2 separate regions of the Homo sapiens genome follow, and region 1 is linked to region 2. A link is a contact called in ENCODE Hi-C or POLR2A ChIA-PET data. All regions are on one chromosome and are shown on one strand. Each heading gives the region's core, a stretch centred on a gene start or an enhancer-like site at or near the end of the contact. The rest is flanking DNA. Distances are from core to core; before and after follow the strand shown. Region 1 has its middle 45 kb from the start of FGD2. Region 2 holds the start of PPIL1 (peptidylprolyl isomerase like 1).

The links. A loop is a pair of places that touch in the nucleus more often than their neighbours do. ChIA-PET counts read pairs that join two places held with the same protein, here RNA polymerase II (POLR2A). Pooled maps may share reads with other maps.
Region 1: a pooled map shows a loop between it and region 2 (2.7-fold over the local background). The contact joins the enhancer-like site here to the promoter of PPIL1 in region 2. A Hi-C loop is called at or near these places in 9 of 50 pooled maps. POLR2A ChIA-PET finds 5 or more read pairs at or near these places in 4 of 52 experiments (B cell, T-cell, activated B cell and 1 more).

The regions. Positions count from the first base shown.
Region 1 is chr6:37,048,046-37,052,489 of GRCh38, reverse strand. No RefSeq gene overlaps it. Among named protein-coding and RNA genes, the nearest start is that of FGD2, 45 kb to the right of the region's middle. RefSeq lists an enhancer at 746-795 and cis regulatory regions at 1,603-2,178, 1,457-2,475. Within about 2 kb of position 2,194, at least 22 of the 41 ENCODE cell types and tissues checked have a DNase peak (open chromatin) inside an H3K27ac peak, as active enhancers do; they include B cell, where a contact is called at or near this core.
Region 2 is chr6:36,872,496-36,876,620 of GRCh38, reverse strand. PPIL1 (peptidylprolyl isomerase like 1) reads left to right here and starts at 1,818. Exons shown (of 4, transcript NM_016059.5): 1 at 1,818-1,904. The coding sequence starts at 1,849. It also overlaps a transcript of C6orf89 not described here. RefSeq lists an enhancer at 1,598-1,827.

The sequences.
Region 1 (4,444 bases), core at 945-3,444, 180 kb before region 2:
GCAGTCAGGACAGGGATTATGTTGATAATTGTGGTGGGGAGAGACAGGTCCAGAGGCTCCTCCTTCTGCCCCTCCGGCCACCCCCATCATAGGGGTGTGTCCTCCCTTGGGCCCCCTGCAGCCCTTGGAATTTGCCCCTCTATGTCTTCGCTGGAGGCTGATGCTTCCTGCCTTGTGTGTAACCCTGTGGGTCTCTCCTGACTGACACCAAGCATCCCGTATACACTGGTCCTCACGGTGTAGTCCCCAGGCCCGAAGCATCAGCACAACCTGGGAACTCTTTAGAAATGCAGAGTCACAGGCCTCTCCCCAGACCTAGTGAATCTGCCACTCTGGAGGCGGGGCCTCTGTGTTTTCAAAAGCCCTCCAGACCTAAGTGTGAGAACTGCTGCCTTATGGTAGGGCCCCACTGTGGCCCATGTTTTACACTGACTAATTCATTTTACAGATTGCCATGATTCCTGCTTAACAGACACGGAAACAAGCTCAGAGAGGTTAAGGAACTTGCCCAAGGTCACACAGCCAGCAGAGACAGGGCTGGGAGTGCGAGCCCATGCCTTTACTTCCCCACTCCACAGCTGTGCAGCTGCCTGGACGCCAGTCCCTCCTGCGGGGTCAGGGTCCAGCTCCGTGCTGGGCACACAGATGGCCCCACTCACATGGGTTGGACTAGGGTTTTGGCTCCTGGGTCGGAAGACCAGGCTGATTCCCCACAAGACCCAAGCAGCCCTGACCCCCTGTGGGAGGAAGGAGGTGGGCTCCATGTGCCTGCTGAGGCCCCTTCAGTCTTGACAGCTGCCGGCGGTTTGGACCAACGAACCCGCAGAGGAGGGGCGCACCGCCACCTGCTGGCTGGCATCATGGGTGATGCTGGGGACAAACGCAGGGATCCACAGACACACGTCTCAGGGACACCGTGGCAGGCGTGCACGTGTCTCCTCCTGCCGCACGCGGGTGCACTTGCCCACACGTGGATGTCTGAGCATGTGGGCACGTGGGGCTCTCAGCCACAAGGCCTGGTAGATAGCACTAAATTCACCCATTTACTTATTACCTCATCAAATGTTCATCCAGAGATGCCAAGCCCACTGTTGCTGTTATCCGGGAGCCTATAGGCCAGCTGGGTGTTGCTCAGAGCAACCACCAAGTGATGTGGACAAGGGTCCCTGGGGGATATACTCAGTGAGGTCATGCAGGCAGCCCCTACCCATCTGGACTGGGGCTCAGTCTCACAGGGTGGGCAGGAGAGGGCTGGGTGAAGGAGGCAGAGGCTCGTCACAGCAAAGCCTGGAGGAGGAGCTGGAATGGAGCACAGGGGTCCCTGGCACAGGTCTTGTGCAAGGCCGTGCAGGCTGGACCCTGTCCCCACAGTGGTGGCCGGGCTCTGGTGCCACACCATCCTGACATGTTTATATTAAAGCTTAGTACAAATAAGCTTATACAAATAAGCTTTGGGACCCTTTAGGACCCAAGGATCTCTCGGCCCCTTTGGGGCTGGCCTGAGATGTGATTTGTACCTGTGCACTGTCCCCCTTGCCACAGCAGCTGCCCTTGGATATATCAGGGATGAGGAGAGGCATCCCCAGTCCCAGAGAGAAGCCTGTTTCTGATCTCCGAATGGACGCAGCAGATAGCAGTCACCGTTAAGTCAAGCATTCCTGCGTGCCCAGCAAAAGACCATTTTTCTTAATCTACAAGGCCATCCGAAGCAGCTCACAGGGTGTGACCTATTCCAAAGCACAGCTCCACGTGCCCGTGAGGTCCCCCAGGACTCCACGGGAGAGTCAGTGCCTCTGTGGGGGATGGGAGCTGGATGGATGAGCTTTGCTGGGTGGTGGGCATAGCTGGGGGTCCAGAACGCAGACACAGAACGATCCTGGTTGGAGGGCTGGTGTGAGTGGGGAGGGACCCATTGGCAGAGCTGAGGGGTTGGTGGCTCCCAAACAGGAGTTGGCAGGCGGTGCTGGAAGAGGAAATGTTGGCAGCTCCCCAGTTCTGCCGATGGGCTTAGATGGAGCCTGTGACTTTATCAATGGCCAGTCCTCACTAGCCTGGCCCCCGGCCTGGCCCCTGACCTGTGGTTTTGCTCAGCAGTGCAGCGGTGGCGGCTTCCGAGAAGCCCCACCAAGACTTTCCTGTCAGGGCAACGCCAAGTTCCTCTTACCGAGGAAGGGGAAGTGGCGGGGTTTCTCCTAAGGCCTTTCAGTTTCTTTCTAAGAAGGTGGGTGTTCCAACCCCAGGGCCCTCAGCAGAGCCAAATGTTAAAGGAAGAGAAGTTGATCTTCGGGGGCTTCCTCACCCCAGTTCCAACCGAAGTTCCTTTGTTGGGGCCCACAGCGGACATTCCGAAAGAGGAAATGAGACACGTGCGTTCCACAGGCCCCTTCCCACGCCCCCTCCTTTCTCCCTTCTCCAGGGACATACTCCTTGATACCCTCCCTCCCCACCAACATGCACACTTAGGAAGTATGGCCTGCTACCCTTGGGGGCATCCCAGGTAGAAAACTTGCTTTTTCCACCTTCAAAGCTGAACTCTTCTGAGTCCGGCCTCCTCAGGACCCTGCTGAGTGACTAAAAATCTAACCCAGGGCTGGCCATGGTGGCTCACGTCTATAATCCCAGCACTTTAAGAAGCCAAGGCGGGAGGATCACTTGAGCCCAGGAGTTCAAGACCAGCCTGGACAACACAGTGAGACCTTGTCTCTTAAAAAAAAAAATTTAAAAATTAGCCAGGCGTAGTGGTGTGCGCCTATAGTCCCAGCTACTAGGGTGTGGTGGGAGAATTGCTAGAACCCGGCAAGTCGACGCTGCAGTGAGCTGTGATTGCACCACTGCACTCCAGCCTGGGCAACAGAGCAAGACTCTGTCTCAAACAAAACAAAACAAAAAAACGACTAACCCAAACAAAGCGCTGACAGATGACACTGGCTTAATGCAGATTCCAGTCCAGGGGATATGCCCATATTAGAGGCCCACAGCTTTCTGAGGGGCAACAAACCATGGGCACCCAGAGAATTCCAAGCTCACCCTCTTCAGAAGACCCACTGGCTTGATGGCCAAGTGCATGTCCTGACGTTCTTATAACAATAGCCACCATTGATTGTAAGTGCTTATTGCGCACCAGGTACTGGGCCAAGCATTTTACATTAATTTCCTCCTATAATCCCCACAGTGATGCCATGACAAAGATACAATCATGATCCCACAGTCAAGTAACCTGCTCGGCTCACATAGCCCATGAGCCCATTCTTCCTCGTAGGCCTCTTCTCAGAAAGGTGGGGAAGGACGAGTATCAGACCTTGACAGGAGTTGGCTGGGAAGGTCTGGTCTCCAATTTCCCACGATTGTCAAAGCCAGCTGTGCCTCTCCCAGAGGTGAAGAGCCAGCCATCTAGTCGTGGCCATCTTGGCTGCACTAATGTGGCCGTGGCTGGGGCCTTCCCCGAGTCATTGGGAACTCTTGATGCCTTCTTTATTTTCCTCCCAGAGATGTTGTTTTAAGGTTTTTGCTTTGCTGAAGCATGTGTTATGGGGACAGCGAGGGGATTCCCCTAAACCGTGATGCTGTTCTGTTCAAAAACATTTGCCTGGAGGTCCACAGCTGTGTGACTCACGCTGTTGGGTGGCAGGAAAACTCACAGCTGCAGTGGGGAGGGGCCTGGCCCAAACGAAATGGGATACTTACAGGGTGGCCAGGTTTAGTAAATAAAAATGCAGGATGCCCAGTTACATTTGAATTTCAGATAAACAGCAACATTTAGGACACCTTCATGCTAAACAACTTATTTGTTATTTATCTAAAATTCAATTGTAACTGGCCATCCTGCATTTTATCTGATAACCCTAGATACTCAGCACCCAGGATAAATCTCCCGCCTTCCCCCTGGCTTCAGCAGGGTGTTGCCGAGAGAAGACAACAAAACCTGGGAGAAGTCCACTGACCTGGGATGAAGACAAATCTGAGGGTCTCAGTGGTCTGAGGAGGGTAGATACACTCTGCTTCCAGGGTTCCCCTTGAGCAACTGCAAAATCTCAACCTCAGCCCAGGGCAGAATTCCACATTCAAATTCCACAAAATGCAAGGATGCACCTGAAGGTCACCGCTTCATTCTCGGGGCCTCAGTTTTCTTATCTCTGTAATGGGAAGGACTTTTGGATTCTACGATGTCAAGTGACCCTCTTAGCCCTTAGCTTTTCTTGCATAGTGGAAAATCTGCTGGAAGCAAGTGAAGGTATGAGTGAGCTAGCCAAGGAGCAAGTGTAGAGAGGAGGAGGAGGCCATCTTGGCTTGGAAATGGGCCGCCCCTCTTGCCCTACAGCACTGCACGGAGACTGGGCCATTGTACCTGGATGTTGGGTGGTTTGGAGGGCTCCCCTGGGTCAGGCACACCAGTGCATGCCTGGACTTCCTTAGAAGGGACCCTGGGCATGGACCACAGCTAGGT
Region 2 (4,125 bases), core at 569-3,068:
TCCGAAGTAGCAGGGATTACAGGCATGCACCACTATGCCCAGCTTATTTTGTATTTTTAGTAGAGACAGGGTTTCACCATGTTGGTCAGGTTGGTCTTGAACTCCTGACCTCAGATGATCTGCCCGCCTCGGCCTCCGAAAGTGCCAGATTACAGGTGTCAGCCACTGCACCCAACCTACTGTGTGCTTCTTATTACAGTCCTCATTCCACGCTCCTACAGCTACGTATTTAGTTGCCCATCTCTCCTAGAATGTGAGTTTCTTTAGGGCAGGGCACTGTGTGTGTGAGACTCATCTCTGTCTCCTCAGTGCCAAGTGACTGGTAGGAGCTGCAGTAAAAGATTTAGGAAGAAAGTGATCATGATCTTGGGGGTGGCTTTTCAATATTCAGACATTGGAGCCTGGGAATGGCACATGACTCCCGAGATACACAGTAAAGAACTACATAAAGTCCAGAGAAAGGCAACTTAACAACAGACTAAACAGACCAAGGATTAAGACTTTTTCATCCAGCTCAAGGGCCACAAGGTGGGCATGAACTTGAAACTGCAGGAGGTGTAAAAATTATACTTTAGCATTTATCAGTTTAAAATGTAGTGTTCCGTTCATTATTCATTCAGCAAAGCTGAGCACCCTGTGCTCTGTACTGTGCAAGAAGAGCACAAAGATGAAGGAGGCCCAGCTCCTCTCTCAAGGAGCTGTCTAGTTTATCTTTACAACCTTGTACATCCTTATTCCTTGTTGACAATTAGGGACATTACAGTTGAACTGTCGTTAAGAGCACAAGTGCACCAGCTGTAGTACTTTAAGCAAGTTATTTAATCTGTAAGGCTCAGCTTCCTCAAAGTAAAATGGGAATAGTAATATCTACCTTGTGGGATTTTGAAGATTAAGCGTGAAAATACGCAATAAAATGCTTAGCTTGATGCCTGGCACATGGTAAACATTCAACCATCATTATTAAGTGGTGTGCAAAGCATTTACAGCGTTAAGTTTAGGTACTCTATTTCATTTTTGTCCTCCCTCCAAACATTATAGCTCCTCTAATTTGCTTCTGTTCCTCGCGCCCTGCGCAAACCCTCCTAACAACTTTCAGGTACCATCTATCCCAGCCAATGTTAAGCCTTGTTCTTGCTCTGATCCGTTTGTCCTGTTTTCTCCTGTCTCTTCCTTTCTTTATCTCCTATTTTCTTCCTGCCCCTTCCCTCTCTTTTCTCCTCAGACTCCTCGTCTTTGGATTCTGCAGGCTCAGATTTGCTTTATGACTATGGAAAAACAAGTATTAACTGCCGAGTCTATTTTCAGATCTGAAAAATGGTAATAATACTATCTACTTATAGAATTGTTTTGTGGAGTAGATGAGATAAGAAAGTGCAAGCACTGTGTACATCGTACAGCGCCTTACAAAAATTCTTTACTGGCATCTCTAAACTACCCTCTTTCATTCTCTGCCTCCCCTTCCCGTCCCTGCCCAATTGTGAGACTAAGAAATTCTTCGAATTTAATATTAGGACATAACTCCAACCAGAGCGCAGCTTTTCTGGTTGTTCCCGCCTTCCATGCCTAAACGAACCAATCAGATCGCCCAGAGTGGCGCGGTATCGCCACTTGGAGACCACCGCGAATGAAGTTTGCATTTTCCTCTGTTCTTGAGCCCAGCTTCTTCTCGTCTCCCACCCCAGCTTCCCGGCATTGGAAGAAGGGACCGTCCTCTTCCTTGTCTTGGCCACCCAAATCCTGGTATCGAAAGGGTTGAACGGACCGGAAGTGTGCAGCAGCGACGGGTCCCCAGCTAATCGACGCCGGAAGTAGCAATTACTAGACAAGCATTCCGCCGCCGGCTTCGCTATGGCGGCAATTCCCCCAGATTCCTGGCAGCCACCCAACGTTTACTTGGAGACCAGGTGAGGGGGTTCGGGCGTCTGGGGCTGGCAGAGGAGACGCGGAGCCCGGGCCTCACCACGGGTCTGCGTTCCTGGCGCGTTCCTCCGGGAGGCCGGCCTCCACGTGGAGGGGCGTGGAGCAGCGGCCGAGACGGCCCCCAGAGGGTTGAGAGGGGACCGCCATCGCCCGCGTCCAAGCTCCGCGGGGTCTTGTGCTGAGGTCTCAGCAATAGCTGCCTGATTGTCCTCCTTCCCCCAGTCCGCTCATTCATTCATTCATTCATTCAACAAACGTGTAATGAGTCCGCAAGCCAGGCATATGGAATATGAGTTCTGAGGATACAGAGGTAGATAAAACACAGACAGCCCTGCCTTTAGGAGCTTACGGTATAATGAAAGAGACAGACATGTAAACATTACGTGATAAGTAATACAGTTGTAGAAACAAATTCCAGTAAAATACAGGAAGAAGCACATTTTCCCCACTATCAAAGAGTGATGTGGTAACCAACCTGCTGGCGCCATGCCCCGCTGTATGTCATCTCATTTAGTTTAATCTTAGCAACTCAAATCATGAAGGTATTATTTAACTTTCTCCCTTTCAATATTAGCAGGAGGAAACGCCGGAATTTACAGCTTAAAGCCTTGACCAAAGCCACACAGCTAGTAACTGGAAGAACCTCGTTTGGAGCCTGGTGTGCTCGTCTCACCTTGCTAGATCCTTTAGCTCTATTCATTCCATTGCCTCTTTGGAAAAAGCTCAAAGTGATCTTTACAAAGTAGGACAAGGAAGGGATCCTGCTCAAAAAACCTTTAATAACGTCTTGCTGCTATAACAGTATAAAGTAAAAACGTATTAATCCTGACATTCAAGGTGATTTTTTTCATCTGGCCCTTGTCTACCTGCCATTCTCCCCTCAACAGCCAGGGACCAGCCAAGGTCCTCTGCCTTTCTGTTCTTGCCCATTGCTGCTTTCAGCTAAAGCAGAGTTCTGTCAGTCCTCTCTCTATTTGCTCATGCTGTTCATTTCATGCTCCCTGGCCATCTTCCCCACCTTATATGGCAAAATTCTACATCTTCAGGCTCCAACCTGTAATTTCTGAATTCTCCTGTTGGTATTTTTTAAAGTTACAAAATAAATTGTTAAATCCAAGCAATGTAGACATACAGAGTAAGAAGTGAAAGTCACCTCCTTCCTGAAAACACCATCAACAGTTTGTTGGATGATTGTCCAGACTTTTTTCTATGTACATATAAACCTCTCTCATGTTTTTTTAACAAAAAAATGGGATCATATGATCATACTGTATGTATGTTTTTTCTGTAACTTGGTTTTCTTTCACTCAGTAATTCAGGTAGCTGCCCATAGTATGGATAGTTGATATTTTAGGCATTTCCTATTTCAAGGACATTTAAGTTGCTTCCTTTTTTTTTGGCTATGACAAATACTGAGATGAACATCCTTGCACATATTGTATCCTTAGGCACTTTTGTATATTTTCCTAGAGGATACTTGGAAGTTGAAATTACTGAGGTATGCACATTTCAGAATTGTATACGTACTTCCTGATTGTCTTTCCAAAAGGCTACTTTCTGTATTTTGAAAATATCCTCCAGAATGTAAGCTTCATGAGGGAAAGAGTACCACACACAGAGTAACTGTCAATCTGTGTTGAATGGGAGCAGTGTGAAAGATGAATTGGATGAATTTCAGGCAGAAAGGCTGTTAGCTATTTTCTAGCACACTCCTCATATACTTATAGAGTGTTTACACTGTGCAAGGCACTGGGTATCCAGACTATACAGAGTTGACTCAATTCTCACATCTGGCCAGGTGCCATAGCTCACATCTGTAATCCAGCACTTTGGGAGGCCAAGGCAGGTAGATTGCTTGAGCCCAGGAGTTCAAGACAAGCCCGGGCAACATGGTGAAACCCCATCTCTACAAAAAAATACAACAAATTAGCTGAGCTTGGTGATGCATGCCTGTAGTCCCAGCTACTCAGGAGGCTGAGGTGAGAGGATCACTTGAGCCCGGGAGGTGGAGGTTGCGATAAGCTGAGATTGTGCCACTGCACTGTAACCTGGGTGACAGAGGAGACCCTTTCTCAAAAAAAAAAAAATTGTCACATCCTTGGAGCTTAAAGTCTAGGTATGTGCTGGAGTAGAGGGGAAGGCACTCGTCCTTTCTCTTGCCTCTTCCTTATCTTTTAGTAGTACTGGTGAGGAAAAAGCACTCAT